Regions from separate parts of the Homo sapiens genome. Here region 2 is linked to region 1. Evidence: chromatin loops called from intact Hi-C (ENCODE). Cell type or tissue: HepG2. All regions are shown on one strand. Links, peaks and the distances in the headings refer to the core of each region. The heading gives the core; the rest is flanking DNA.

Region 1 (15,763 bases), core at 3,568-11,567:
AAAAATATTAATAATCTATGCCACCTTTGTATTCCTATACTTGGATTATGACTTGAAGCATTCCACTTAATTATTCATGTGTTTATAATCTCCCTTACTAAGTCATCAATGCCTTGAAGTTTCCCATTCAGCCTTGTATTCCTCATTGTCAGACTCCCAGCCTTGTGCAATATAAACACTCCATGAATGTTTACTGAGTGAAAGAATAAGTGAGCATCACTCTATGACAAGACATATGGCAAATCAAGAAAATCTGTGTCAGGATTTTTTCCTCTTCTACATAATGGCTAATGACACTGTTTTCATTCCCAACTAAGAATAGTATTGTTGACCAGGCGCAGTGGCTCACACCTGTAATCCCAGCACTTTGGGAGGCCAAGGCGGGCGGATCACGATGTCAGGAGATGGAGACCAGCCTGGCTAACATGCTGAAACCCCGTTTCTACCAAAAATACAAAAATTAGCTGAGTGTGGTGGCTCTTGCCTGTAGTCCCAGCTACTCAGGAGCCTGAGGCAGGAGAATGGCTTGAATCCGGGAGGTGGAGGTTGCAGTGAGCCAAGATCGTGCCATTGCACTCCAGCCTGGGTGACAGAGTGAGACTCCATCTCAAAAAAAAAAAGAATAGTATTGTTGCAAGAACTTTACTAAAAGAAAGTAGGACCAACATATGCTGGAATTATTGTGTTTTTCCATTTTAAATTTAGTGGAAACCGAATAGTAGATAATATTGCCATTATCTAAAGTAAATAAATATCAATGGGTTTTATCTTTATGTAAGATTTCTTTACCACACTCAACCCAGGGTGCATCAAGCTCTGACCTTGGGAAAATTACTTAAACTCTCAAATACTCAGTTTTCTCATCTCTCAAATAGCATTCATAAAAGCTACATTCTGATTAATTAAAATAATAAATGTACATAAAAGAGGCTTAATAAATAGTAGTTATTACTCACAGATATTAGTGGACTCAATCATAAAGAAAATGTAATTTTCTTAGTGCAATTATTTATCTATAAAAGGTGCCATCCTGGACAACATGGGGAAACTCCATCTCTACAAGAAATACAAAAATTAGCTAGGTGTGGTGGTATGGACCTACAGTCTCAGCTACTTGGGAGGCTGAGGTGGGAGGATCACTTGAGCCCAGGAGGCAGAGGTTGCAGTGAGCTGAGATCGCGCTACTGCACTCCAGCCTGGACAACAAAGTGAGACATTGTCTCAAAAAAAAGAAAAAAAAAAGGCAAGCATAAAGGCTGTTAAAATAATAATAAGGAAACAAATATCCTAAAGGAAGGAATAGGGTACTAAGAAAATCTACCAAAAGAAGATAACTTTTGCAGCCTGGACAACATGGTGAAACTCCATCTCTACAACAAATGCAAAAATTAGCTGGGCATGGTGGCATGTGCCTGTAGTCCCTGTTCCTCAGGAGGCTGAGGTGGGAGGATCACCTGGGTCTGGGAGGTGAAGGCTGCAGTGAGCCAAGATTGCACCACTGCACTCCAGCCTGGACAACAGAGTGAGACACTGTCTCCAAAAAAAAAAGGAAAAGAAAAAAAAGATAACTTCTAAAAATAAATATCAATGGCATTCCAGTCTGAGTGAAAACTTTATGAAAAACCAAATCTGATTGTGTCTCTCTCCTCTCACAAACTTCACAGCTCCTCTAATTTCTACTAGCTTTTCTCAATAGGGATAAATAGTTATGCATTGCTTTTAAACTGAAGGGCTTCTCATTGCACTCTGTTTTTTCTTTGAATAAATTCTCAGAGCTTTTAATATGCCAATGTGCCTAGGAACTCTAAGAAAAGGATATACTAGTAAATATTTCCAAACTTACTTGACCGCAAATCCTTTATTCATAGAGAGTATCCCAGGACATGTGATTTTATATCACATTTTGGAGGAAACACTTGTCTACATATTTGAAGATAAAATCCAAACCCCCTCACCTCTGCTTCCAAATGCTGCCACTCCTGCAAAAATGACCTCAAATAAGCCTGAAATGTAGGTCTCCTGAGAAATGCTCTTGAGAAATTGACCTTTGTTTTACCCAGTTTCTCTGTACATGAATGGACAGGCATGAGGCAGTCTCCAAACTTGACAAGAAAGGGTGGAGATAGGATTGGCAAAAACAGTATTAAAAAAAAAAAGTCTGGATAATGCCAAGGATAGCTTCCTTATTCCCAGGATAATCCTCCTTCTTTGAGTGTGATAGCAACAACAATTCTGTGTCTTCGTGAGAAACTTTACGGGAAGCCATACCTCTTGTCTGTAAGCATGTTGTGGGAGCTCCAGCTTTATGTAACTGTAAGTTTTCTTTTTCTTTTTTTTTAATACGGAGTCTAGCTCTGTTGCCCAGGCTGGAGTGCAGTGGCGCGATCTCTGCTCACTGCAACCTCCACCTCCCGGGTTCAAGCGATTATCCTGCCTCGGCCTCCCAAGTAGTTGGGATTACAGGCGCCTGCTACTACAGCTGACTAATTTTTGTATTTTTAGTAGAGACGGAGTTTCACCATGTTTGTCAGGCTGATCTCCAAACTCCTGACCCCAGGTGATCCACCGACCTCGGCCTCCCAAAGTGCTGGGATTACAGGCATGAGCCACCGCACCCAGCCAAGTTTTCATATCACTTGCCTATCACTTGCCAATAGGGAAACTATACATCCTGTAACCATACCTGCTAACATTCTTCTGTCAGTTATATTACTCCTCTATTTGAGACAATCACACACCTCACAATACATCCTTTCCAGGGATGTTGAACCATTGGCTAACCTAGTCATTCACTTTCATTTGTGTTTACAACCCAACCCAAATGCCCTTTTATCCTGTAAAGCTTTTCTGGATGCCCCAAATAGAACGGTTTATTTATTTATTTATTTTATTTTATTTTTTTTTTTTTTTGAGAGTCACCCAGGCTGGAGGGCCGTGGCATGATCTTGGCTCACTGCAACCTCTGTCTCCCAGGTTCAAGCAATTCTGCCTCAGCCTCCCAAGTAGCTAGGATTACAGGTGTGTACCACCACACCTGGCTAATTTTTTTGTATTTTCATAGAGACAGGGTTTCACCATGTTGGCCAGGCTGGTCTCAAATTCTAGGCTCAAGTGATCCTCCCACCTTGGCCTCCCAAAGAGAATGATTTCTTCTATGCCCACAGCAATGTCTGTGTACTTCTCTTAATTGCAGTGATGATTATTTGTTGGTCTGTATCTTTGCTAAAACTGTGAACTCTCTTCCCCTAGACAAAATATGTATCCACAGTAACTAGAAAACATACCTTACACATTGAAATGTACTAAACTCCTTTTAGGGTACCTTCCTAGCTTACAATTTCCTAGTCAGTTGTACCCTCTTCCCCCAATTCTACAGGACCAGACTCCAGGGTTTTGAAAAATCACTCTACTTCCTTCACCACAGTTAACCAAGAGTGGGTGTTTTAATCCAATTAGTCTCTTCCAGGGAAATTTTAGAATTGGGACAAAGACCATTAGTAAAATCAAAATACAAATAATAAACAAGAAAAAATGCAATTCACATCGGAGACAAAGGGCTGATTTCTCTAATATACAAACATGTAGAAATCAATAAGGAAAAGACTAACGACCCAATAGTAAAAAATGGACACATTATAAAAAAGACTGCTCACAGAAAAAGAAATACAAATTACTCTTAAGCATATTTTTAAATTACATATGTGCAGCATTGTTTGTAATATAGCAAAAGATGGGGGAAAAACCTAAATGCCCACCTACAGGGAACTGGTTAAATGCAGTATGTTAGATGAAAAGAGCAGAATGCCACAATATAAGAGGATGATGTCACTCTAAATGTTCATACTGCACCATCTCCAAGATATATTGCTCACTGTGTGTATGGTATGCTGCCATTAGTGTAAAAAAAATGGAGAGGAGGAAAAGATAGATAAATATAGATAGGTAGGTAGGTAGAAAGATATGATGATGGATGGGATGGATGGGATGGATGGATGGATGGATGGATGGATGGATGGATGGATGGATGGCTTTTATCACATATACATAGAATATCTCAAGAAGAAGATAGAACAAACTGCTCCATTAATTGCTTTTGAGAAAGCAAATGGTGGCTAGAGGAAAGAGGATGAAGAGACTTTTCACTGAACCAATTTTATATATTTATTTATTTTTCATGACAGGATCTTGCTCTATTGCCCAAACTAGAGTGCAGTGGCACGATGTCAGCTCATTACAGCCTAACTTCTAGGGCTCAAGCTATCCTCCTGCCTCAGCCTCCCAAGTAGCCAGGACTACAAACACAAACCACCATGCCAGGCTAATGTACCAATTTTTTTTTTTTTTTTTTTTGAGGCAGTATCACTGTGTCGCTCAGGCTGGAGAGCAGTGGCGCAATCTCGGCTCACTGCAACCTCCACCTCCTGGGTTCAAGGGATTTTCCTGTCTCAGCCTCCCGAGTAGCTGGGATTACAGATGTGCACCATCACGCCCAGCTAATTTTTGTATTTTTAGTAGAGACAGGGTTTCAATATGTTGGCCAGGCTAGTCTCGAACTCCTGACCTCAGGTGACCCACCTGCCTCGGCCTCCCAAATTGCTGGGATTACAGGCGTGATCCACTGCACCCGCCCTTTTTTTTTTTTTTTGAGACGGAGTCTCGCTGCGTGATTCTCCTGCCTCAGCCTCCCGAGTAGTTAGGATTACAGGCACACGCCACTACACCAAGCTGATTTTTTTTTTTTTTAACAGAGTCACGCTCTGTCACCCAGGCTGGAGTGCAATGGCACGTCTCGGCTCACTGCAACCTCTACCTCCTAGGTTCAAGCGATTCTCCCTGCCTCAGCCTCCAGAGTAGCTGGGATTACAGGTGCCTGCCACCATGCCAGGCTAATTTTTGTTTTGCTTTGTTTTGTTTTGTTTTTTGAGACAGAGTTTTGCTCTTGTTGCCCAGGCTGGAGTGCAATGGCACGATCTTGCCTCATTGCAACCTCCACCTCCCATGCTCAAGCGATTCTCCTGCCTCCCAAGTAGCTGGGATTACAGACATGCGCCACCACGCCTGACTAATTTTGTATTTTTAGTAGAGACAGGGTTTCTCCATGTTGGCCAGGCTGGTCTCGAACTCCTGACCTCAGGTGATCCGCCCACCTCAGCCTCCCAAAGTGCTGGGATTACAGTCATGAGCCACTGCGCCCGGCCCTAATTTTTGTATTTTTAGTATAGAACAGGGTTTCACCATGTTGCCCAGGCTGGTCTTAAACTCCTGACCTCAAGTGATCTGCCCACCTTGGCCTCCCAAAGTGCTGAGATTATAGGCGTGAGCCACCACGCCAAGCCCCAATTTTTTTTTTTTTTTTTTTTAATTTGTGACAGAGTCTCACTTTGTTGCCCAGGCTGGAGTGCAGTAGTGCAATCTAATCTCACCTTGCAACCTCCACCTCCCAGGTTCAACCCCTCCTGGGTTCAAGTGATTCTCCTGCCTCAGCCTCCTGAGTAGCTCGAATTACAGGCACGCACCACCACACCCAGCTAATTTTGGTATTTTTAGTAGAGATGAGGTCTCACCATATTGACCAGGCTGGTCTCGAACCCATGACCTCAAGTGATCAGCCTGCCACGGCCTCCCACAAGTGCTGGGATTACAAGCATGAGCCACTGTGCCTGGTCTTAAAAAAAAAAGAAAAGAAAGAAGAAAATTTTAATTAGCTGGGCACGGTGGTGTGTGCCTGTAGTTCCAGCTGCTTTGGAGGCTGAGGTGAGAGGATGGCTTGAGCATCCAGCCTGGGCAACAGAGCAAGACCCCATCTCTTAAAAAAAAAATCTATTTGCTGTGTAAAAATAAATAGCATTTAAGTAAAAATATAAAAGATTTGCGATTCTCAGTTTCTTTGTGCTGCTGAGCTTGTATAGGATTAACTCAGGAGTTGGAGGCAGCTATATTCTACGTCAGGCCAGGGTAGCAGAGGAAGCTGCTCGAGAGAGAAGAAACAAGCAGAGAAGAGATATTGGAGAGATGGAGAGAAGATAATGTCTGGGCTCTCAACAACTTGTTTTTGGCCTTTCCTGGGGCCAGCTACATCTCTCTCCTTGGTTTCTTCGAAACATCCCTATATTCTTATAATAAATCTCTCCTTTTTTGGCCTAAGCTAACTTGAGTTGTTTCTTGATAGTTGCATCCAAAGAAATCTCACTGTCATAGCAGGTTTTCTTTTTTGTTTTTGTTTGTTTGTTTGTGACAGGGTCTCGCTCTGTCACCGGGGCTGGAATGCAGTGGCGTGATCTCGGCTCACTGCAACCTCCCACCCCTAGGTCAAGCGATTTTCTTGCCTCAGCCTCCCAAGTAGTTGGGATTACAGGCATGCACCATCAGGCTCGGCTAATTTTTGTATTTTTAGTAGAGATGGGTTTTTGACATGTTGGCTAGGCTGGTCTTGAACTCCTGACCTCAACTGATCCACGTGCCTTGGCCTCCCAAAGTGTTAGGATTACAGGCGTGAGCCACTGCGCCTGACCTCATAGTAATTTTTCTGTAAATGCTTGTTAAAAGGAAATGTAAAGTTCTTTGTAATGAAATTATTTAGGTTCTCAAAATTTGATTGTACTTTAAAAAAAAAAATCTCCTAAATTGAGGGAGGCCAGCTCCAGAGGTGTCGTTAAAGACATTCACCCTAAGCTAAGGTGGTGTTTGTTCATGGAAAATATGAGCTGGGCCTGGGGCCAAGTAACACATTCCACCCACTAGACTTTCCTCTCAGTCCCTGCCTAAGAAGTTAGACTTTTCAATGTTTGGTGATGACCTGCCTGAAAGATAAATGCTGAATGTTGCTAAATAGAATGGAGTTTGAGGAGTGTGAGACATTTTTGTTTGGTTTGGTCTGGTTTCTGTTTTGAAAGGAAAGGCGTTAGGGCCAGGGCAAGAGCACCAATCCCAGGGTAAAGAGTCCTTGTGATAATTATTTTAGTACATTCAAATATGGGTTTCCATTCTAGCTAATTCTGCAAGACTCAAAAAAAAAAGAAAAAAGAAAAAGGAAAAAAGATATATGTTTCCAAGTTCTAGGACTACTTAAACCTTTGAGGCTAATACCTTTCTGAAGGCAAAGTCCATTTCTCTGTCAGTGTTTTCAACGCTATAGATAGTACTATCCTCTTACTATTTATTTTATATTATTATTCCCAGTACTGAACAGACGGAAAGTACTTAGGAAAATCCTCAAAGTCCCAGAATGGTATTCATAAGGCAACTCCTAGAGTTCAATAGCCTGCAAATGAAGTTAAATATATTAAATATATTTTATATAAGCATGATATCATAATGCTCCAAAAATATCATACACTCCAAAAAATGACAGAATGGCAGCAAAAAAAGCTGCATATATGTTTATGCTTTTTTTTTTTTTTTTTTTTGAGACAGTCTCACTCTGTCTCCTGGACTGGAGACTGGCATGATCACAGCTTATTGCAGCCTCAAACTCCCTGGGCTCAGGTGATCCTCCCACCTCAGCCTCCTAATAGGTGGGACCACAGGCATGTGCCACCATACTCAGCTAATAATTATATTTTTTGTAGACACAGGGTTTTGCCGTGCTCCCTAGGCTGGTCTCAAACTCCTGAGCTCAAGCAATCTGCCTGCCACAGCCTCCCAAATTGCTGAGATTACAGGCGTGAGCCACTGTGTTCGGCCTGTTCACACATTTTTTATGTAAGATGAATTTAAACTGGATGATAAAATTGTCTCTCATGTGAAATAAGTCAGAATAATTGCATTATAAATACTAAGGTTAAAAAAGCGTAATTTATTTCTATCATTGAAATACCATTGAAAAATTGAATAACATTATTTAAATACCAGGAACCAACCATACCATTCAAGCAATATTTCTTGAAAATTCATTAGGGATATCATAAAAGTATAAGACATGGCCCCTGTCCTTAAGGAGCTTTGTTATAATTTATGTGAGGTAAGACAGATACAAAGCATCATCATTGTTATTTTTACTAACAGAAGTAGTATGGTGAAGTGGAAAATAATACAGGCTTTTAAATCTTAGGTGTAGATCCATATTTTTAGTTCTGCCATCCCATTAATGTATGATCTCTGCAAAGATACTTAACTGCTCCTAGGCTCAATTTCTTTAATTCTACAGTGGGGATAAGGATGCTAATTTTTTTGTTTGTTTTTTGTTTTAGAAAGGGTCTCACTCTTTTGCCCAGGCTGGGGTGCACTGGCACTATCTCGGCTCACTGCAACCTCTGCCTCTGGAACTCGAAGGATCATCCCACCTCAGCCTCCCAGGTATCAGGGACTACAGGCACATGCCACCATGCCCGGCTAACTTTTGTATTTTTGGTAGAGACGGGGTTTTGCCATGTTGCCCAGGCTGGTCTCAAACTCCTGAGCTCAAGTGATCCACCTGCCTCGGCCTCCCAAAATACTGGGATTACAGGTGTGAGCCACCGCACCCAGCCAGGATGCTAAATTTAAAGGACTGGTTTTTAGCCAGGCTTGGTGTCAAGAGCCTGTAATCCCAGCTACTCGGGAAACTGAGACAGGATAATTGCTTGAACTTGGGAGGTGGAAGTTGCAGTGAGCCAAGATCGCGCCACTGTACTCCAGCCTGGGTGACAGAGTGACAGCCTGTCTAAAAAAAAGAAAAAAGAAAAAAAAAGAACATGTTTTGTTTTGTTTAGTTTTCTTTAGAGATGGGGATCTCACTATGTTGCCCAGGCTGGTCTATGAACTCCTGGGCCCAAGCGATCTTCCCTCATCAGCCTCCCAAAATGGTGGGATTACAGGCCTGAGACACTGTGCCCGGCCAGGACAGTTGCAAGAATTAAATTGCATTATAGATGCAAATACCTAAGTAAACGCTCGATATGTGTCAGGTGTTCGAAAAATACTAGTTTATTCTCCATCTGAATTGAAGGGATTGAATATTTTCTAACTCGTTTCTACTTATTGATAAATAATAGTTTTATTATTGGTGAATTTTAAAATTGAAGTTAGCTAAAACTGCAATCATTTTAACAACCAAAACTTTAATTTTCTCAACACTAAAACTCAATTCCGCGCCAGGCCTGCCAGACACCTGCGCCCTCCTGCAGCCACCGCCACAGCTGCCAGCATGTCTGGCCCAGACATCAAGACGCCGACCGCCATCCAGATCTGCCGGATTATGCGGACGCTAATGTGGCCCGCAATGTCTAGGCGGGACCATCCTGAAGATGATCAAAGAGGCGGGCGCCATCATCAGCACCCGGCATTGCAATCCGCAGAACGGGGATCGCTGTGTGGCCGCTCTGGCTCGGGTCGAGTGCACCCACTTCCTGTGGCCCATGTGCATCGGTGAGGTGGCCCACGTCAGCGCGGAGATCACCTACACCTCCAAGCACTCTGTGGAGGTGCAGGTCAACATGATGTCCGAAAACATCCTCACAGGTGCCAAAAAGCTGACCAATAAGGCCACCCTCTGGTATGCGCCCCTGTCGCTGACGAACGTGGACAAGGTCCTCGAAGAGCCTCCTGTTGTGTATTTCCGGCAGGAGCAGGAGGAGGAGGGCCAGAAGCGGTACAAAACCCAGAAGCTGGAGCGCATGGAGACCAACTGGAGGAACGGGGACATCGTCCAGCCAGTCCTCAACCCAGAGCCGAACACTGTCAGCTACAGCCAGTCCAGCTTGATCCACCTGGTGGGGCCTTCAGACTGTACCCTGCACAGCTTCGTGCATGAAGGGGTGACCATGAAGGTCATGGACGAGGTCGCCGGGATCTTGGCTGCACGCCACTGCAAGACCAACCTCGTCACAGCCTCCATGGAGGCCATTAATTTTGACAACAAGATCAGAAAAGGCTGCATCAAGACCATCTCCGGACGCATGACCTTCACGAGCAATAAGTCCGTAGAGATCGAGGTCTTGGTGGATGCCGACTGTGTTGTGGACAGCTCTCAGAAGCGCTACAGGGCCGCCAGTGTCTTCACCTAAGTGTCGCTGAGCCAGGAAGGCAGGTCGCTGCCCATGCCCCAGCTCGTGCCGGAGACCCAGGACGAGAAGGGCTTTGAGGCCTGGCTCGGTGGCTCACGCCTATAATCCCAGCACTTTAGGATGCTGAGGCAGGCGGATCACTTGACGTCAGGAGTTCAAGACCAGCCTAGCCAACATGGCAAAACCCCATCTCTACTAAAAATACAAAACTTAACTGGGCGTGGTGGCAGGCGCCTATAATCCCAGCTACTCAGGAGGCTGAGGCAGGACAATCTCTTGAACCTGGGAGGCAGAGGTTGCAGTGAGCCAAGATCATGCCACTGCTCTCCAGCCTGGGCAACAAGAGCAAAACTCCGTCTCAAAAAAAAAAAAAAAAAAAAAAAAAAAAAAAAAAAACTAGAACTCAAATATCCAGGATTTTTAATCAGGTAACTAATGTAGATAAGGGGGAAAAAACTAAGAATATACTGATTTATGCCAGGCGCGATGGCTCACGCCTGTAATCCCAGCTCTCAGGGAAGCAGAGGTGGGAGGATAGCTTGAACCCAGGAGTTCAAGACCTGACTGGGCGATATAGTGAGACCCCGTTCTCCACAAAAAGGAAGAAAAAAAAAGACAAAAAAAAAAATAAGCGTAAGAATATACTGATTTACCTGGAAAAATGTTATTTGTAATCCCAACTTGCTCTCTGAATGTAATAATATCACGTAACATCAGTGACTTTTGTTTTGTTTTGTTTTTTGAGGCAGACTTTCGGTCTTGTTGCCCAGGCTGGAGTGCAGTGGCATGATCTCAACTCACTGCAACCTCCGCCTCTCAGGTTCAAGCAATTCTCCTGCCTCAGACTCCCCAGTAGCTGGGATTACAGGCTTCTACCACCATGCCTGACTAATTTTTTGTATTTTTAGTAGAGATGGGGTTTCATCACGTTGGTCAGGGTGGTCTCAAACTCCTGACCTCAGGTATTCCACCTGCCTCAGTCTGCCAAAGTGCTGGGATTACAGGCGTGAGCCATCACACCTGGCCAGCGACTTTTTAATATATAAAACCATGCCTTGGGCTGGGCTCGGTGGCTCACCCTGTAATCCCAGCACTTTGGGAGGCTGAGGCGGGTGGATCACCTGAGGTCAGGAGTTCGAGACCAGTCTGACCAACATGGTGAAAACCCTGTCTCTACTACAAATACAAAAATTAGCCATGCATGGTGGTGTGCGCCTGTAGTCTCAGCTACTCAAGAGACTGAGGCAGGAGAATCCCTTGAACCCGGGAGGCAGAGGTTGCAGTGAGCCGAGATTGAGCCACTGCACTCCAGCCTCAGCAACAGAGCTAGACTCCGTCTCAAAACAACAACAACAAAAACTTGTTCCAAATCAGAAATCAATCATAATTTATAGCATAATGTCATTGGGTTTTCTCATTTTTCTTTTGGCTAAGTACAAAATATAGGAGGATTTGGGCCCGGTGCAGTGGCTCACACCTGTAATCCCAGCACTTTGGGAGTCCGAGGTGGGCAGATCACTTGACGTCAGGAGTTTGGGACCAGCCTGGCCAACACGGTGAAACCCTGTCTCTACTAGAAATACAAAAATTAGCTGGGCATGGTAGAGTGTACATGTAACCTCAGCTATTTAGGAGGCTGAAGCAGGAGAATCGCTTGAACCCGGGAGGCGGAGGTTGCAGTGAGCAGAGATCGCACCATTAGGAGGCTGGAGTGTAGTGCCAATATCTCAGCTCACTCCAGTTTAAGCCTCCTGGGCTCAAGGATTCTCCCACCTCAGCCTTCCGAGTAACTGGGATCAAAGGCACATAGCACCACACCAAGCCAGTTTTTAAATTTTTTGTAGACAAGGATATGGGGTCTCACTATATTGCCTTGGCTGGTCTCCAACTCCTGGGCTCAAAGGATCCTACAGCAGCAGCCTCCCAAAGTGCTGGGATTACAGGCTTGAGCCACCGCACCCAGCCTCAATTTTTTTCTTCTGATTTTAAAGGAAATTGAAACATTTTCATGGACCCTAGGCACTATGGGTATAATTGACCCTAGGCACTGCCTGCTGTGCCTAATGAAGAAGTTGGCCCTGGACAACACTGAACACACTGGACCAAGTAATGCTTAAATCCCAAAGGAAGTGTGTACTCTTGAGGGAAATGAGAGGAAATGAGGCAAGCATACCTAAGTTGTTCTTCCTGATTTACCAATCAGATGAGTTACTCTCTGCCTTGGATTACAATGGATAAAGGGAAAGCAAGGAGTGCATCACTCCAGCTCAACTCACATGAAAGAAAATCGCGGTAGAGAAAAAGCAACCCTCTCTGAGCAATTCTATTCTTAAGGCTGAAATGATTGCATTCGGTTATCGTAATTAGATAACACTGGTCTTTTATGATTACCGAGCTAATTCTTCTTGCTCCAGATTCCTGTTTACCAGAAAATCTGAGGATAACTAGGCTTCCCATGTAGATTATCCTGCAAGGAAAGAATATCTCAAGCAGGCCAGGTGTGGTGTCTCACGCCTGTAATCCCAGCACTTTGGGAGGCCCAGGCGGGTGGTTCACTTGAGACCAGGAGTTCGAGACCAGCCTGGGCAGCATGGCAAAATCTCATCTTTACCAAAAATACAAAACATTAGCTGGGTATGGTGGCTTGCGCCTGTAGACCCAGCTACTCAGGAGTCTGAGGTGGGAGGATGGCTTGAGCCCAGGAGGTAGAGGTTGCAGTGAGCTGAGATCGTATTGCACTCCAGCCTGAGTGACAGAGTGAGACCCTGTCTCAAAAACAAAACAAAAAATCTCAAGCGGCTGATAAATATACAATCTGAATATACAATCTGCTGTCTGGTTACATTTCTTATTATGAGGTAGCAAATTAACATTCTGGTTTATATATTCTCACAAAAGACTGGTTGGCATGAGAATCCATGGATTCATTTAACTCATTCATATAACTGACTTGACCATGTTATTAAACTGGAAATGTTGAGGTTCAAATTCTAAACCATAAAGGCTTAATCCAAGGTACTATAACCTAGCCAGCAAGTTTGTATTAGCTGCAATTCAATTTTCCCATTTTCTAACTACAACACACTCCCCAGTCCTCACACCTTTCTTATAATCCTATGTCCTCAAATTAGCTGAGTGGGGGAATCCGAGGGCACAAAAAAGGAGGAAACATTCCAGCAAAATGTTTCTGATTTTTTCTTTCTTTTTTTTTTTTTTTTTGAGATAGAGTCTAGCTCTGTCACCCAGGCTGGAGTACAGTCGCACGATCTCGACTCACTGCAACCTCCGCCTCCTGGGTTCAAGCAATTCTTCTGCCTCAGCCTCCCAAGTAGCTGGGACTACAGGCACGCACCACCATGCCCAGCTAAATTTTGTATTTTTCGTACAGATGAGGTTTCACCATATTGGCCAGGCTGGTCTCGAACTCCTGACCCTGTGATCCGCCCTCCTTGGCCTCCCAAAGTGCTGGGATTACAGGCATGAGCCACCATGCCTGGCCGTCTAATTTTTCCTGTTTTCTTTTCTCTCTCTCTCTCTCCTTTTTTTTTTTTTTGATGGAGACAGGGTCACTGCAGCCTAGACCTCCAGGACTCCCACTCCCTCCAGGATTCTCTCACCTCAGCCTCCCGATTAGTTCATGCCACCATGCCCAGCTAATTTTTTTTTTTTTTTTAGATGAAGTTTCACTCTTGTTGCCCAGGCTGGAGTGCAATGGCACAACCTCAGCTCACTACAACGTCCGCCTCCTGGGTTCAAGTGATGCTCCTGTCTCAGCCTCCCAAGTAGCTGGGATTACAGGTGCCCGCCACCACACCCAGCTTATTTTTGTATTCTTAGTAGAGACAGGGTTTCACCATGTTGGCCAGACTGGTCTTGAACTCTTGACCTCAGGTGATCCACCGGCCTCAGCCTCCCAAAGTGCTAGGATTACAGGCGTGAGCCACCATGCCCGGCCGTGAATTATTATTTTCTTCCGGGTCTATCGAATGTCAAGGAATTTTTAATGCATGACTGTTCTCCATGGCTCATAATTAAAGAAGGGTTAGTCATTAGCAGCTGGTTCTGTGTAAAGCAAGTCATATCCTTTATGACAAATTATCTCTTGGAAATTTTCATTTAGTCTTAACCACCTCCATGGCCAGACAAGATGTCATCTTGGATCAAGATACGGAAGAACTGGTGACACAACAAAGTTTGTAATGGAGCATGTCAATAGTTATACTCTTTCATCAAACATGTGTTCAGAGCCAGTGAAGTGCTGGTCAGCCTAACAGAATTGGAGGCAGGAAAGTATGATTTAGCTGTGTGCCCAGAAAGAAAATGAAACAGATTTGGCTGAATACTTATTAATCTCTGCCTCAACAACTAGGATTATATTCCCATTTCATAGGAAATGGAGGCACTGAGAGAATGAGTAACAAGCCTAAGGCCACATAGGTAGAAAAAATGATATAATCATAATGTAGTTGTGTTTCAAACTCAGTCCTGTTCAGTTCAATAAACATTTGTCCAGTCCTCATTCTATGATATGTCCTGTGAATTGGCATTGAGAATGCAGCCATGAACCCCATTGAAGAACTTTATCAGCTTCCAGCCACCAAGACAGAAAACCCATCTACAGGACCACTCATGCCTTCTGCCAGCCTTCTTGGTACCATGGGAGAGGTATAGCTCCTCCTAACTAAGGCTACTCTTTCCCCTGTGTTTTATTTATTTATTTTATTTTTATTTTATTTTATTTTACTGAGACAGGGTCTTGCTTTGTCTCCCAGGCTGGAGTGCAGTGATGTGATCTCGGCTCACTGCAACCTCCGCCTCCCGGGTTCAAGTGATTCTCGTGCTTCAGCCTCCCGAGTAGCTGGGATTACAGGCACACAGCACCATGCCCAGCTAATTTTTGTGGTTTTAGTAGAGATAGGGTTTCACCACGTTGGCCAGGCTGGTGTCAAACTCCTGACCTCAAGTGATCTGCCCACCTCAGCCTCCCAAAGTGCTGGGATTACAGGTGTGAGCCACCTCACCCAGCCTCCCCTGTGTTTTAGATCCCACCCTCATACCCTTTATTCTCCTTGAAAAAAAAAAACAAAAAACTTTTTATTTTGAAATAATTTTACACTTACAAAAAAGTTACAAAAATAGTACAGAATTCACATATACCCTTCACCCAGCTTCCTCTAATGTTAAAAACATGCACAGGCATAGTACAATGATCAAAACTATGAAGTTAACATTACTAAATCACTAATCACTATAAACTATATACCTTATTTGGATTTTGCCAGTTTTCCCCCTAATGTCCTTTTTTTTTTTTGAGATGGAGTCTCGCTCTGTCGCCCAGGCTGGAGTGCAGTGGCGTGATCTCGGCTCACTGCAAGCTCCGCTTCCCGGTTCACGCCATTCTCCTGCCTCAGCCTCCAAAGTAGCTGGGACTACAGGCACCCACCACCACGCGTGGCTAATTTTTTGTATTTTTAGTAGAGACAGGGTTTCGCCATGTTAGTCAGGATGGTCTGGATCTCCTGACCTCGTGATCTGCTCGCCTTGGCCTCCCAAAGTTCTGGGATTAGAGGGGTGAGCCACTGCACCCTGCCCTTTTTCTATTTATTTATTTATTTATTTATTTATTTATTTAGAGACAGGGTGGTATTGCTCTGTTGCCCAGGCTGGAGGGCAGTGGCATGATCTTGGCTTACTGCAACCTCCACCTCCCAGGTTCAAGTGATTCTCTTGCCTTAGCCTCCTGAGTAGTGGGATTACAGGCCTGCACCACCATGCCTGGC
Region 2 (15,763 bases), core at 4,282-12,281, 51 kb after region 1:
TATCCTGTCGGCTCTCCTTATCCATAGGTTCGTCATTCATGGATTCAACCAACCACAAATACAAAATATTCAGGCCAGGTGAGGTGGCTCATGCCTGTAATCCCAGAACTTTGGGAGGCCTAGGCAGGCAGATCACCTGAGGTCAGGAGTTTCAGACCAGCCTGACCAATGTGGAGAAAACCCGTCTGTACTAAAAATACAAAATTAGCCAGGCGTGGTGGCGCATGCCTGTAATCCCAGGTACTTGGGAGGCTGAGGCAGCAGAATCGCTTGGACCCAGGAGGCAGAGGCTGCAGTGAGCTCAAATCATGCCATAGCACTCCAGCCTGAGCAACAAGAGCGAGACTCCGTCTCAAAAAAAAAAAAATTCAGGAAATAAAAACAAAGCAGTTGGGCATGGTGGCTCAGGCCTGTAACCCCAGCATTTTGGGAGGCTGAAGCATGTGGATTGCTTGACCCCAGGAGTTTTGAGACCAGCCTGGGCAACATGGTGAAAACCCATCTCTACAAAAAATACAAAAAGTAGCCAGTCGTGGTGGCCTGAGCCTGTGGTCCCAGCTACTGGGGAGGCTGAGGTGGTAAGATCACTGGAGCCTGGGAAGTTGAGGCTGCACAGAGCCGTGATCACACCACTGCACTCCAGCCTGGGTGACAGAGCAAGACCCTGTCTCAAAAAATTAAAGTTAAAGTTTAAATGTAAACGTAAAGGCCAGGCGCAGTGGCTCACACCTGTAATCCCAGCACTTTGGGAGGCCTAGGCGGGTGGATCACGAGGTCAGGAGATTGAGACCATCCTGGCTAACACAGTGAAACCCCGTCTCTACTAAAAATACAAAAACTTAGCTGGGCGTGGCGGCGGGCTCCTGTAGTCCCAGCTACTGGGGAGGCTGAGGCAGGAGAATGGCGTGAACCTGGGAGGCGGAGCTTGCAATGAGTCGAGATCACGCCACTGCACTCCAGCCTGGGCGACAGAGCCAGACTCCGTCTCAAAAAAAAATAAAATAAATAAATAAATGTACATTTAAATTTTAAAAAATCTTTAATCTGGCCTGGTGCTTTGGCTCACACCTGTAATCCCAGCACTTTGGGAGGCTGAGGTGGGCGGATCACGGGGTCAGGAGATCGAGACCATCCTGGCTAACACAGTGAAACCCTGTCTCTACTAAAAATACAAAAAATTAGCCGGGAGTGGTGGCACGTGCCTGTAGTCCCAGCTACTCGGGAGGCTGAGGCAGGAGAATTGCTTGAACCCGGGAGGCGGAGGTTGTAGTGAGCTGATATCATGCCACTGCACTCCAGCCTGGGGGACAGAGCGAGACTCCATCTCAAAAAAAAAAAAAATGTGTAATCTTCATTTATTTATTTAGAGAGGGTCTCCTTCTGTCGCCCAGTCTCCCTCTGATGGCCTGCTGGAGTGCAGTGGTGCCGTCTTGGCTCAACACAACCTCTGCCTCTGGGATTCAAGAGATTCTGGTGCCTCAGTCTCCTGAGTAGCTGGGATTACAGGCGTGCACCACCACATCCGGCTAATTTTTGTATTGTTAGTTGAGACAGGGTTTTGCCATGTTGCCCAAGCCAGTGTCCAACTCGTGACCTCAAGTGATCTACCTGCCTCGAACTCCCAAAGTGCTGGGATGACAGGCGTGAGCCACCATGCCAGGCCTAAATATTGTATTTAAAGGAAAATTAAAAAAAAAATACAGCTCAATAGCAAGGCAAAAAAAAGATTGTTTAGAAAAACAATTTTAAAAAATACAAATAAAACTCAATACAGTATAGCAACTATTTAAATAGTATTTGCATTGTATTTGTTATTATAAGTAACCTAAATTTGATTTAAAATCTATGACAGGGGCCAGGCATGGTAGCTCATTCCTGTAATCCCAGCACTTTGGGAGGCCAAGGCACATGGATCACTTGAGGTCAGGAGTTAGAGACCAGCCTGGCTAATATAGCAAAACACCACCTCTACTAAATACAAAAATTAGCTGGGTGTAGTGGCGGGTGCCTGTAATCCCAGTTACTCAGGAGGCTGAGACAGGAGAATTCCTTGAACTCAGGAGGTGGAGGTTGCAGTGAGTCGATTTTGCGCCACTGCACTCCACCCTGGGGACCAAGTGAGACTCCGTCTCCAAAAAAAAAAAAAAAAAAAAAACAGAAAAAAGGATATGGGAGGAGGTACATCTAGTATATGCAAATACTAGGCCTCTTATATAAGGAAGTTGAGCATGCGAGGATATTTCGTGTCCATGCAGCTCTGGGAACCAATCCCCAGCAGATACTGAAGGATGACAGTATGAAGTTTCAGAACAGGCAAAATTAACTTGTTGGATTCATTCACCACTTTCCCATTGCTCATGGCACACTAGTGTCAACCTGAAATAATCAAAAGGATCAGAATCCACCTTAAAGACTTTATTCGAGCAAAAAATTGGAAATAGCCACTTGGGAGACAAAGGCTACAGGAAAATGGGGTCAGTGTTCTAAAGTTAAAAGTTAAGTTTCTTTCTTTCTATTTTTCTTTAATTTTAATTTTATTTATTTATTTTTTTTGGAGACAACATCTCGCCCTGTTGCTGAGGCTAGAGTGCAATGGTGCAATCTTTGCTCACTGCAACCGCCGCCTCCCGGCTTCAAGCGATTCTCCTGCCCCAGCCTCAGCTGGGATTACAGGCACGCTCCAACACACCTGGTTAAGACGGGGTTTCACCATGTTGGCCAGGCTGGTCTCGAACTCCTGACTTCAGATGATCCACCTGCCTCGGCCTCCCAAAGTGCTGGGATTACAGACATGAGCCACTGCGCACGGCCTTATTTTATTTTTTGAGACAGAGTCTTGCTCTGTCGCCCAAGCTGGAGTGCAGTGGCACGATTTTGGCTCACCGAAAACTCCACCCCCGCGTTCAAGTGATTCTCCTGCCTCAGCCTCCCAAGTAGCTGGGATTACAGGCGCCTGCTGCCATGCCCCACTAATTTTTTGTATTTTTAGTAGAGATGGGGTTTTCCCATGTTGGCCAGGCTGGTCTCAAACTCCTGATCTCACGTGATCCTCCTGCCTCAGCCTCCCAAAGTGCTGGGATTACAGGCGTGAGCCACCGCGCCTGGCCAGTTTTTAATTTTTTTTAAGAGATGAGATCTTACTATATTGCCCAGGCTGGTGTCAAACTCCCAGGCCCACAAGATCCTCCTGCCTTGGCCTCCCAAAGTACTGAGATTACAAGCATGAGCCACTGCACCCTGCCTTTAAATTCCTTCTTACAAAGACAGAAGAAAACAAGTTTAGTAGGATTATAACATTTTATATACTAGCCTGGTTTATGAATTACAACAATTTAATTAGTTATAGTTTACTTTTTTTCCCATATGGCTTGTTTTCTTTTTTCTTGCTTTTCTTTTTTTTTTTTTTTTTTTTGAGACGGAGTCTCGCTTCGTCGCCCAGGCGGCTGGAGTGCAGTGGCGCGATCTCGACTCCCTGCAAGCTCCGCCTCCCGGGTTCAAGCCATTCTCCTGTCTCAGTCTCCTGAGTAGCTAGGACTACAGGCGCCTGCCACCGCGCCTGGCTAATTTTTTGTATTTTTAGTAGAAACGGGGTTTCACCATGTTAGCCAAGATGGTCTCGATCTCCTGACCTCGTGATCCGCCTGCCTCGGCCTCCCAAAGTGCTGGGATTACAGGCGTGAGCCACTGCGCCCGGCCGCTTTTCTTTTTTTTTTTTTCTTTAGACAAAGTCTCACTCTGTTGCCCAGGCTGGAATGCACTGGTGCAAACTTGGCTCACTCCAACCTCTGTTTCCCAGGTTCAAGCAATTCTCCTGCCTTAACCTCCCAAGTAGCTGGGACCACAGGTGGTCTGCCACCACACCCAGCAAATATTTGTATTTTCAGTAGAGACGGAGTTTCACCGTATTGGCCAGGCTAGTCTGGAACTCTTGGCCTCAAGTGATCCGCCCACCCTGGCCTCCCAAAGTGTTGGGATTACAGGCATGAGCCACCACTCCCAGCCTGTTTTCTTTTCTTTGTGCTAGTTTTCATTACCTTTCCAATTTAAAAGAATGTACTTAACATTCCATCTTAAGAGGATGTGATAGCCATGAAGTCTTTGTGTGAGAAAAGTAAGAGGGAAGTTAATCTATAATGAAGATTAACTGTGAAGAGGGAAGAGGTCTGCCCTGGCCCTTTTAGTCCTTTGCAGTATTTTAAAAACAATGTAGATAAGGAATAAGAATAATCTATAATCAGAGAAACAAAGTTTCTAGTTGCCTAGGTAACAGCTGCCTGTCACATGATTCAGGCCTTATAATCTCTCTCCTTTAAGGCTCAAAATAATTTACAGTTCCAACATGCTAGATTTTAAATTTATTTTCACAGTAGCTACGCTAGCTTTTTTTTTTTTTTTTTTTTTTTTTTTTTTTTTGAAACAGAGCCTCGTTCTGTCTCCCAGGCTGGAATGCAGTGGCGCGATATCGGCTCACTGCAAGCTCCGCCTCCCGGGTTCACGCCATTCTCCTGCCTCAGCCTCCTGAGTAGCTGGGACTACAGGCGCCCGCCACCACGCCCAGCTAATTTTTTTTTTTTTTGTATTTTTAGTAGAGACGGGGTTTCACCGTATTAGCCAGGATGGTCTCGATCTCCTGACCTCGTGATCTGCCTGCCTCGGCCTCCCAAAGTGCTGGGATTACAGGCGTGAGCCACTGTGCCCGGCCTTTTTTTTTATTTTTTTATTTTTTTGTTCTTTGAAGTTAACAAGTACTTTCCTACCTCAGAGCCTTTTGTTCTGCTATTCCCCCAAAATAGGTTATTCTTTCTTCCCCTTTTAATCTGGATTACTACCCCAATTTAGACATCCTGTTTTTCAAGGAATCTTTCTGGTTAGCTCTCTTGCACTTATTTTTTGTCATAATTATACTAATTATAAATAAGTAATAATTGGTAAGTTTACTTGTTAGGGGCCTATTCCACCTTAGACTGTGAATTCCTTGATGTGCAGGACTATTTACATCTATTTAGTGTTCTACTCCCAACCTCTGTCAGCATTTTTGAAAGTATAGTGGGCGGCCGGGCACAGTGGCTCAAGCCTGTAATCCCACCACTTTGGGAGGCCAAGGCAGGTGGATCACCTGATGTCAGGAGTTCGAGACCAGCCTGGCCAAGACTGTGAAACCCCATCTCTACTAAAAATACAAAAATTAGCCAGGTGTGGTGGTGGGGGCCTGTAATCCCAGCTACTCAGGAGGCTGAGGCAGGAGAATTGCTTGAACCCAGGAAGTGGAGGTTGCAGTGAGCCAAGATTGTGCCACTGCACTCTAACCTGGGCGACAGAGCAAGACTCCATCTCAAAAAAAAAAACTAGCCGGGCGTGGTGGCGGGCACCTGTAATCCCAGCTACTTGGCAGGCTGAGGCAGGAGAATCTCTTGAGCCTGAGAGGCAGAGGTTGCAATGAGCTGAGACATTGCCATGGCACTCCAGCCTGGACAACAGAACAAGATTCCATATCAAAAAAAAAAAAAAAAAAAAAAAGAAAAGAAAAAAAAGAAAATATAGTGGGCAACTAATAAATATTTATGGATTAAGCCAACAGTCAAATGAAAGAATCCATGTTTCCATCTTCTCATTTTCCAAAAATTTGGTGATCTTTGGTCATCTTCTCATAGGGCAACAATTTTATAATATTATTTTCCATATAGAGAATGAAAAGATAGTCTCAATTAGCCAGGCGTGGTGGCACACACCTGTAGTCCCAGCTGCGCAGGAGGCTGAGGCAGGGGAATCCCTTGAATCCAGGAGGCAGAGGTTGCAGTGAGTTCACTGCACTCTAGCCTGGGGGACAGAAGGAGACTCTGTGTCCAAAAAAAAAAAAAAGGAAAGAAAGAAAGAAAAAGAAATACATTGCTATGGTCCAGAAACGGGGGACAACTCAAAGGGGTGGGAGGGGGCGCTTACAGGCTATAGGTGAATTTGAACATTTTCTGGTTAACAATTGGTCGAGTTTGACTAAAGATTTGAGATTGATAGAAAGGGAATGTTCAGGGTAAGATAAAGATTGTGGAGACCAAAGTTCTTTGGAAGTCTTATAGTGACTCCCCTTAGAGACAATAGATGACAAATGTTTTCTGTTCAGATCGTAGTTAATCTCTTTAGCATTGGGAGTGTCTGGAGGAAAAAGATATAGCTACGTTAATAGAGATCCTTTACAGATGCAAATTTCCCCCACAAAGAACAGCTTTGCAGGGCCATTTTAAAATACGCCAAAGAAACATGTTTTGGGGTAAAATACTTTGATTCTGGCCAGGCGCGGTGGCTCACGCCTGTAATACCAGCACTTTGGGAGGCTGAGGCAGGCGGATCATGAGATCAACAGATTGAGACCATCCTGGCCAACATGGTGAAACCCCGTCTCTACTAAAAATAAAAAAGTAAGGCCGGGCCTGGTGCGGCGGCTTACGCCTGTAATCCCAGCACTTTGGGAGGCCGAGGTGGGTGGATCACAAGGTCAGGAGATTGAGACCAGCCTGGCCAACATGGTGAAAACCCGTCTTTACTAAAAATACAAAAATTTGCTGGGCGTGGTGGTGCGTTGCTGTAATCCCAGCTACTTGGGAGGCTGGGGCAGGAGAATCTCTTGAACCAGGGAGTCGGAGGTTGCAGTGAGCTGAGATCGCGCCACTGTACTACAGCCTGGCGACAGAGAGAGACTCTGTCTTAAAGAAAAAACAAAATACAAAGGTTAGCCTGGCGTGGTGGCGGGCACCTGTAATCCCAGCTACTCGGGAGGCTGAGGCAGGAGAATTGCTTGAACCCGGGAGGCAGAAAGGTTGCAGTGAGCCAGGATTGCACCACTGCACTCCAGCCTGGGCGACAGAGGGAAACTCCGTCTCAAAAAATAATAATAATAAATAAAAATAAAAATACTTTTATTCCTTATCTGGTAATTCTATGCCAGAGTCAGGTTGGAAAGTCAGTCAAGATATATAGGGTTAAATAAAACCCATCTGGCTGGGTGGGGTGGCTCACTCCTGTAATCCCAGTACCTTGGGACCTCAAGTGATCTGCCTGCCTCAGCCTCCCAAAGTGCTGGAATTACAGACTTGAGCCACCACGCCCAGCCCTGCTGGTTGATTTTTTTTTTTTTTTTTTTTGTGACAGAGTTCAGCTCTCTTGCTCAGGCTGGAGTGCAGCTGTGCAATCTTGGCTCACTGTAACCTCCATCTCCTAGGTTCAAGTGATCCTCCTGCCTCAGCCTCCCCAGTAGCTGGGACTACAGGCATGCACCACCATGCCTCGTTAATTTTTGTTTTTGTTTTTTTGTTTTTTTTAAATTTTATATTTTTAGAAGAGATGGGGTTTCACCATATTGACCAGGCTGATCCTGAACTTGTGACCTCAAGTGATACGTCCTCCTCTGCCTCCTAAAGTGCTGGAATTACAGGCATGAGCCACTGCGCCCTGCCTTACTAGTTGGTTTCTTTTCTTTCTTTCTTTTTGACATGGAGTCTCACTCTATCACCAGGCTTGAGTGCAGTGGTGTGATCTCTGTTCACTGCACCTCTGCCTCCCAGGTTCAAGCGATTCTTCTGCCTCAGCCTCCCGAGTAGCTGGGATTACAGGCACACGCCACCACACCCAGATACTTTTTGTATTTTTAGTAGAGATGGGGTTTCACCATATTAGCCAGGATGGTCTCCATCTCCTGACCTTGTGATCTGCCCGCTTCAGCTTCCCAAAGTGCTGGGATTACAGGCGTGAGCCACCACGTCCAGCTGATTTCTAACGAAACATCAGAATTATGCTCTGAATAGGAAATGCAGAGGTGGTACAATCCAATATAAAACAATCCCTCTGTTAGCCAGTCAAGCATATATACACAATCTATAATTTATTTAATTGAACAAATATTTATTGAGTACCTATAGGTGCCAGGCACTTAGGATACATGAGTGAACAAAATAAAGATCCTTGCCCCCACAGAGCTTCATTCTTACAGAATGTACATAATAGTCCCTTGCTTCAAGTTAGTGTCAGAGCTCCCAACTCCAAGTACCAAGGAAGTAAGAGTTCGGAAAGAGTTCCTCTATTCTTTTCATATCAGCTTTCCCATTTATCCTTAATGGGCAGTGGTCCATTTAGGACACCTTCATTTAGGTCCATTGAGCTGCCCTACATGGCCACGCCTCTTTTTTCCCACAAATATACAATCTCCCTTTGGGATCTTCTCTTTCTTTTCTCCTCCCTCCATGACAGAGACTTGCACCCTTTCCCTAGGATCCTATCTCTTTTCTACATTTGGCACAGGCTTGAGCCATTCAGCTCTGCTCCACTTTAGATGAGATCGGGAGTGTATCAATCCTATCCATGGTGTATATACAATCAGACTGTTCACATTGAAAAGACTGCCCTTCTCTGTTAATATTCAAAAACAGTCTCTGTCTGTCTCTCTCCCTGCATTTAGTCACATTGCCAAATATCCCTTCTGTTCCCCATGGCATGTGCTAAATACCCCAGAAAGGGAATGGCACACAAGGAGGAATAAGTCTGTCTTGCAACACTAACTGTGACAGACTCAGGGATGCAGATCATGGTCCAGCCATGGAGTTTCTTATGAGTAATAGCTTTCTTTCTTCTTCTTCTTCTTCTTTTTTTTTTTTTTTTTTTTTTGTTGTTGTTTTTTCAGGTGGAGTCTTGCTGTGTCACTCGGGCTGGAGTGCAGTGGTGCAATCTGGGCTCACTGCAACCTCTGCCTCCCAGGTTCAAGCAATTCTGGTGCCTCAGCCTCCCAAGTAGCTGGGATTACAGGCATGCGCCACCACACCCAGCCAATTTTTCTATTTTTAGTAGAAACAGGGTTTCACTATGTTGACCAGGCTGGTCTCCAACTCCTGACCTCAAGTGATTCGCCTGCCTTGTCCTCCCAGTGGGCTGAGATTAGAGGTCTGAGCCACCACACCCAGCTGTATTATTAATTTTGAATCTATAAATATATATTAAAGATTACTTGTTAAAATGTGAACAGTGGGCCTGGGTTGGTGGCTCACGCCTGTAATCCCAGCACTTTGGGAGGCCAAGGGGGGTGGATCTCTTGAGGTCGGGAGTTCGAGACCAGCCTGGCCAACATGGTGAAACCCCGTCTCTACTAAAAATGCAAAATAGCCAGGCTTGGTGGTTTGCACCTGTAATCCCAGCTACTCAGGAGGATGAGGCAGGAGAATCGCTTGAACCCAGGAGGTGGAGGTTGCAGTGAGCTGAGATCATGCCATTGCACTCCGGCTTGGGCAACAAGAGTGAAACTCCATCTCAAAAAAAAAAAAAAGAATTTAAAAAGTCAAACTCTGAAAATTTCATTTAAATAATTAAATGTGATGCTGAGAGAGATTTTATTTTTATTGTGAATGTTGGGTGTGTGTAATATAAAGAACACCGAGTTGGCACTAACTTTAACGGAAATAAAACTTTGGTGGAGATCTTTTGGAGGATATATCTGGTGCATGATTCTTCCTTTCTCTGAAAATTGTTACTCGTTTCCCAATTCATTAATGGTGGTTCACTTCACGTTTTAGACATGACCCTGCACACTTGGCCCCAGTTGATTAAACAAGGCATGCGCATCTGGAGAGGCAAACCATAAATCATCAAAAAAAAATAAGTAAATTATTTTGTATTCTAGATGGTAAGTTCTATGGGAAAAAGAAAAAAGAATTCCATTTGTTGTCCTTGGCATTTCTTATTTGGACTAAGAGATTCTAGTTTAGTCTGAGCTAATCTAAGATGTAGGCTATGTAAACTCAGAAGATGAGAGGTGGCTGGGTGTGGAGGCTCACACCTATAATCCCAGCATTTTGGGAGGCAGAGGCAGGGAGATCAATTGAGTCCAGGAGTTGGCCTGGCCAACATGGTGAAACACTGTCTCTACTAAAAATACAAACAAGGCTGGGCATGGTGGCTCACGCCTGTAATCCGAGCACTTTGGGAGGCCGAGGCAGGCGGATCACGAGGTCAGGAATTCGAGACCAGCCTGGCCAACATAGTGAAACTCCATCACTACTAAAAATACAAAAAATTAGCCGGGGCTTGGTGGCTGGTGCCTGTAATCCCAGCTACTCGGGAGCCTGAGGCAGGAGAATTGCTTGAACCTGGGAGGCAGAGGTTGCAGTGAGCCAAGATCACACCATTGCACTCCAGCCCAGGTGACAGTGAGAGACTCCGTCTCAAAACAAACAAACAAACAAGCAAACAAAAGATGAGAGGTGATTCTCTACTGCATGTCATGTGGACTGAAAAGCAAAGAAGGAGCTCTTTTTAAAGAGCAAAGTATGAAGGGCCGGGTACAGTGGCTCACACCTGTACTCCCAACATTTTGGAAGGCCAAGGCGGGTGGGTCACCTGAGTTCAGGAGTTTGAGACCAGCCTGACTAGCATGGTGAAACCCCATCTCTAGTAAAAATACAAAAATTAGCCTGGCATGATGGCGTATGCCTATAATCGCAGCTACTTGGGAGCCTGAGGCAGGAGAATCACTTGACCGCAGGAGACAGAGATTGCAGTGAGTGGAGATCATGCCATTGCACTCCAGCCTGGGCAACAAGAGTGAAACTCTGTCTCGGAAAAAAAAAAAGAATGAAGGAGATGTTGAGAGGGAAATTAGGAGTAGAATGTATTGCTGATACCATCTTTCAGTTCTTACCTGACTCCTTTCTTGAAGTCTAGCTGTAATTTTACTTGGGTTCCATGAAGCACCCCTGTTATCATTATTATACATATGATGATGATTTTATATATATATATATATACATTTTTTTCCTTGCTTAAGCTAGCTTAAGTTCATTTCCTTTGCTCCTAGAAACCAAAGAGAACTAACAGCAATAATGGCAATAATATGAACAATATTAACAATAGTAGGCTGTGCACGGTGGCTCACGCCTATGATCCCAGCACTTTGGCAGGCCGAGGCAGGCAGATAATGAGGTCAGGAGTTCAAGACCAGCCTGGCCAACATAGTAAAACCCTGTCTCTACTAAAAATACAAAAAATTAGTTGGGTGTGGTGGCAGGCAACTATAATCCCAGCTACTCTGGAGGCTGAGGTAGGAGAATCACTTGAACCCGGGAGGCGGAGGTTGCAGTGAGCCAAGATCGTGCCATTACTCTCCAGCCCAGGCAACAGTATGAGACTCCGTCTTGAAAAAAAAAAGAAAAAGAAAAAGAAAATAGTAGACAACAGTTATTAAGCACATATTATACTCCAGGCACTGTGTTAAGCACTTTTAGGTACTTTATCTCATTGAGATTATAGGTGTGAGCCACTGTGCCCAGCCTATCCTGTGCTTTCTAAGGACTGAAAAAATAACTGATGTATTCTAGAAATATTTCCAAAAGAGTGGAAAGAAAAGGAGTTTTCTGGTTAAGATTTAATTTATCAAATAATTCAATTAACAAGAAACTTCGTGTATCCTGAAAATTATGATATATCTCAGTTATGATTAGAAAGTGAAATTAGTCCTTAAATTTCCTGCAGACTCTGCTTAATTTTCTTTAGTCTCTAGACAAGTCTCTGCATAACTGAACCCTGTAGAGTTTTCCCAAAACAGTATTTATCTAGGTAGCCCACATTCCAAGAACTGTGCAGTTTCTATAATTACTTGGAAAACTTCATAAGGCAAAAGTTGCGCAAATCCTTGGCACATCTCTCAGACAAGTCAAATAGTGTTGGCTACCAGTTCTAATTTGGTTACATTTCCAGTTAAACTAGAAATTTGAAGTTCAAGTACTTAACAATCTGCTGGGTATTATATAACAACTTTTTTTTTTTTTTTTGAGACAGTCTCACTCTGTCCCCCAGGCTGGAGTGCAGTGGCATGATCTTGGCTCACCGCAACCTCTGCCTCCTGGGTTCAAGTGATTCTTCTGCCTCAGCCTCTCAAGTAGCTGAGAATACAGGCGTGAGCCGCTGTGCCCGGCCTATAATGACATTTGATTGGTTATAAATAATAGAAAGTGTTTCTCTTGGCTGGGCTCGGTGGCTCACACCTGTAATGCCAGCACTTTGGGAAGCTGAGACAGGAGGATTGCTGGAGCTCAGGAAGGAGATCAAGGCTGCAGTGAACTGTGATTGCGCCACTGCACTCCAGCCTGGGCAGAGTAAGACTCTTCCTCAAAAAAAGAAAAACAGGTAGGGAGAAAGCAGTGGTTCACGTCTGTAATCCCAGCACTTTGGGAGGCCAACACGGGTGGATCATCTGAGCTCAGGAGTTTGAGACCAGCCTGGGCTACCTAGTGAGACCCTGTCTCTACAAAAAATACAAAAATAAGCCAGGTATCCTAGTGAGTGCCTGTAGTCCCAGCTACTACTCCAAAGGCTGACGTGGGAGGATTGCTTGGATCCTGGGGGTCCGAGCTGCAGTGAGCCGAGATAATGCCACTGCACTCCAACCTGGGTGATAGTGAAACACCATTTCAAAATAACAAAATAAAACAAAACAAAACAAAGTAACTTCCTTGACTTTTGTCCTTTCAATTTTGCACAACCTCGGTTATTCATTATATACTTCCATTTTTTTTTTTTTTTTTGAGATGGAGTCTCGCTCTGTCCCCAGGCTAGAGTGCAGTGGCGCAATCTTAGCTCACTGCAACCTCTGCCTCCTGGGTTCAAGCAATTCTCCTGCCTCAGCCTCACAAGTAGCTGGGACTACAGGCGCGTGCCACCACACCAAGCTAATTTTTGTATTTTTAGTAGAGGTGGGGTTTCACCATGTTGGCCAGGATGGTCTCAATCTCTTGACCGCATGATCTGCTCACCTCGGCCTCCCAAAATGCTGGGATTACAGGCATGAGCCACTGCACCCGGCATTTTTTTTTTTTTTTTTTGAGACGGAGTCTGGCCCTGTTGTCCAGGCTGGAGTGCAGTGGCGCCATCTCGGCTCACTGCAACGTCCTCCTCCGGGTTTCAAGCGATTCTACTGCCTCAGCCTTCCAAGTAGCTGGGACTACAGGCGCACGCCACCACACCTAGCTGATTTCTGTATTTTTAGTATAGATGGGTTTCATCATGTTGGCCAGGCTGGTCTTGAACTTCTGACCTCAGGTAATCCGCCTGCCTAGGCCTCCCAAAGTGCTGGGGTTACAGGCATGAGAGTCTGGGCCCAGCCTATACTTCCATTCTTCTTCTTCTTCTTTTTTTTTTCAGAGACGCAGTTTTGCTCTGTCACCCAGGCTGGAGTGCAGTGGTGTGATCCCGGCTCATTGCAACCTCTGCCTCCTGGGTTCAAGCAATTCTCCTGCCTCAGCCTCCCAAGTAGCTGTAACTACAGGCGCCTGCCATCACATCCGGCTAATTTTTTGTATTTTTAGTAGACACGGGGGTTTCACCATGTTAGCCAGGCTGGTCTTGAACTCCTGACCTCATGATCCGCCCGCCTCAGCCTCCCAATGTGCTGGGATTACAGGTGTGAGCCACCACGTGCAGCCTATACTTCCATTCTTAAACTGCTTTTAAAACTTTAGTTTGGACTTTTGCATAGCTGAAAAATGACAAATCAACACTTGAAGCTAAGGTTTGGTAGAGCTGTCTGCCATACAACAGTTCCATTTTTGCAGTTTTTCCACATTAGTTTCATAATTACTTAAATATTTGCTTGCATATTGTTCTATTGCATAAGAATGTGTGTAAATGGGATGGGCACAGCGGCTCATGCCTGTAATCCCAGCACTTTGGGAGGCTGAGGCAGGTGGATCACCTGAGGTCAGGAGTTCAAGACCAGCCTAACATGATGAAACCCTCTCTCTACTAAAAATACAAAAATTAGGGGGCTGGGTGCGGTGGCTTATGCCTGTAATCCCAGCACTTTGGGAGGCTGAGGTGGGTGGATCACATGGTCAGGAGTTTGAGACCAGCCTGACCAACATGGTGAAACCCCGTCTCTACTAAAAATACAAAAATTACCTGGGCATGGTGGCATGCATCTGTAATCCCAGCTACTCAGGACGCTGAGGCAGGAGAATTGCTTGAACCCAGGAGGAGGTTGCAGTGAGCCAAGATGGCCCCACTGCACTCCAGCCTGGGCAACAGAGTGAGAATCCGTCTGAAAAAAAAAAAAATTAGCCGGGCATGGTGGGGGGCTCCTGTAATCCCAGCTACTTGGGAGACTGAGGCAGGAGAATCGCTTGAACCCGGAAGGCAGAGGTCGCAGTGAGTCAAGATCGTGTCATTGCACTCCAGCCTGGGCAACAAGAGCGAAACTCCATCTCAAAAAGAAAAAAAAAAAAAGAAAAGAAAATGAGAAAATATACGTGGACATAAAGCTGGGAACACTAGCCAGTAGGGACTCCAAAAGGAGAGAGGGAGAGGGAAAAGGGCTGAAAAACTTCCTACTGGGTACTATGTTCGCTGTATGGGTGATGTGATCAATAGAAGCCCAAATCTTATCATTACACAATTTACTCTTATGGCAAACCTGTACATGTACCCCCGAATCCAAAATTTATTATTATTATTATTATTATTACTTTTTTTTTTTTTGAGACAGAGTCTCACTCCGTCGCCCAGGCTGGAGTGCAGTGGTGTGATCTCAGGTCACTGCAAGCTCTGCCTCCCGGGTTCACGCCATTCTCCTGCCTCAGCCTCCCAAGTAGCTGGGACTACAGGCACCCGCCACCAAGCCCGGCTAATTTTTTTGTATTTTTAGTAGGGACAGCGTTTCACCATGTTAGCCAGGGTGGTCTTGATCTCCTGACCTCGTGATCCACCCACCTAGGCCTCCCAAAGTGCTGGGATTACACGCGTGAGCCACCACGCGCGGCCACCTAAAATTTAAAGAAGAGTAAATAAAGAAATTGATTTATGCTCACAAAGTTAACACAATTGAAAAAAAATGTAGAAATCAGGTAAGCTGTTGTTTACAGCTGTATAGATGTTTCACAGTTCTCCTTCAAAAGCAAATGTTTAGGTCAACATGAGAGTGACATTTGTCTCTCAGAGGGTAAATGTTTTTGCTTTCTTATGGCTACCAACTATCCCACTTTAAGACAGTTTTTTTCCTTCTTTTTTTTTGTTTTTGTTTTTGTTTTTGTTTTTGTTTTGAGACAGAGTCTCGTTCTGTCACCCAGGCTGGAGTGCAATGGCGTGATCTCAGGTCACTGCAACCTCCGCCTCCTGGGTTCAAGCGATTCTCCTGCTTCAGCCTCCCGAGTAGCTGGGATTACAGTCACCCGCCACCACACCTGTATAATTTTTGTATTTTTAATAGAGATGGTGTTTCACCATGTTGGCCAGACTGGTCTCAAACTCCTCACCTCATGATCCCCCCACCTTGGCCTCCCAAAGTACTGGGATTACAAGCATGAGCCACCGCACCCAGCCAAAACAATTTTTGCATATGGCTGGTGTATTGGTTTCATAGGACTGCTGTTGCACCACAAACGTGGTGGCTTAAAACAACAGAAACTTACACTTTTACAGTTTCAGAGGCTAGAAGTCCAAAGTCTAGGTGTGAACAAGGCTATATTCGCTTTGAAGCCTCGAGGGAAGAATCCCTGTCTCTTTCTCTGCTTCTGGTGCTTGCTGGTGATCCTTGTAATTCCTTGGCTTGCAGTCATCACTCCAATCATCGCCTCCATCCCTACATGGGACTTCATCCCTGTGTGTCTTCATATCTTCTTATTAAGACACTGCTGGTCAGTGGATTTAGGACCTACCCTAATACAGTATGAGTTTGTTTTAAATAATTACATCTGCAAAGATGCTGCTTCCAAATAAGATCATATTAGGAGGTTCCAGG

What was found. A loop is a pair of places that touch in the nucleus more often than their neighbours do. Peaks named below come from ENCODE experiments on the same cell type or tissue, not always from the same donor. Only the 100,000 strongest peaks of a DNase experiment are listed, where the experiment ranks them.
Region 2: it touches region 1 in a loop (2.9-fold over the local background); 6 of 110 quality-filtered maps call a loop at or near these places.

Annotation. Positions count from the first base shown.
Region 1 is chr4:40,037,497-40,053,259 of GRCh38, reverse strand. It overlaps the pseudogene LOC344967. Among named protein-coding and RNA genes, the nearest start is that of N4BP2, 11 kb to the left of the region's middle. In HepG2, for the core only: no CTCF peak of the experiment used is centred there; a DNase peak (open chromatin) is centred at 6,769; H3K4me3 peaks cover 411 bases.
Region 2 is chr4:39,987,376-40,003,138 of GRCh38, reverse strand. No RefSeq gene overlaps it. Among named protein-coding and RNA genes, the nearest start is that of PDS5A, 17 kb to the right of the region's middle. RefSeq lists enhancers at 1,619-2,132, 2,133-2,648, 2,649-3,162, 3,800-4,304, 12,477-13,174. In HepG2, for the core only: no CTCF peak of the experiment used is centred there; no DNase peak of the experiment used is centred there; H3K4me3 peaks cover 172 bases.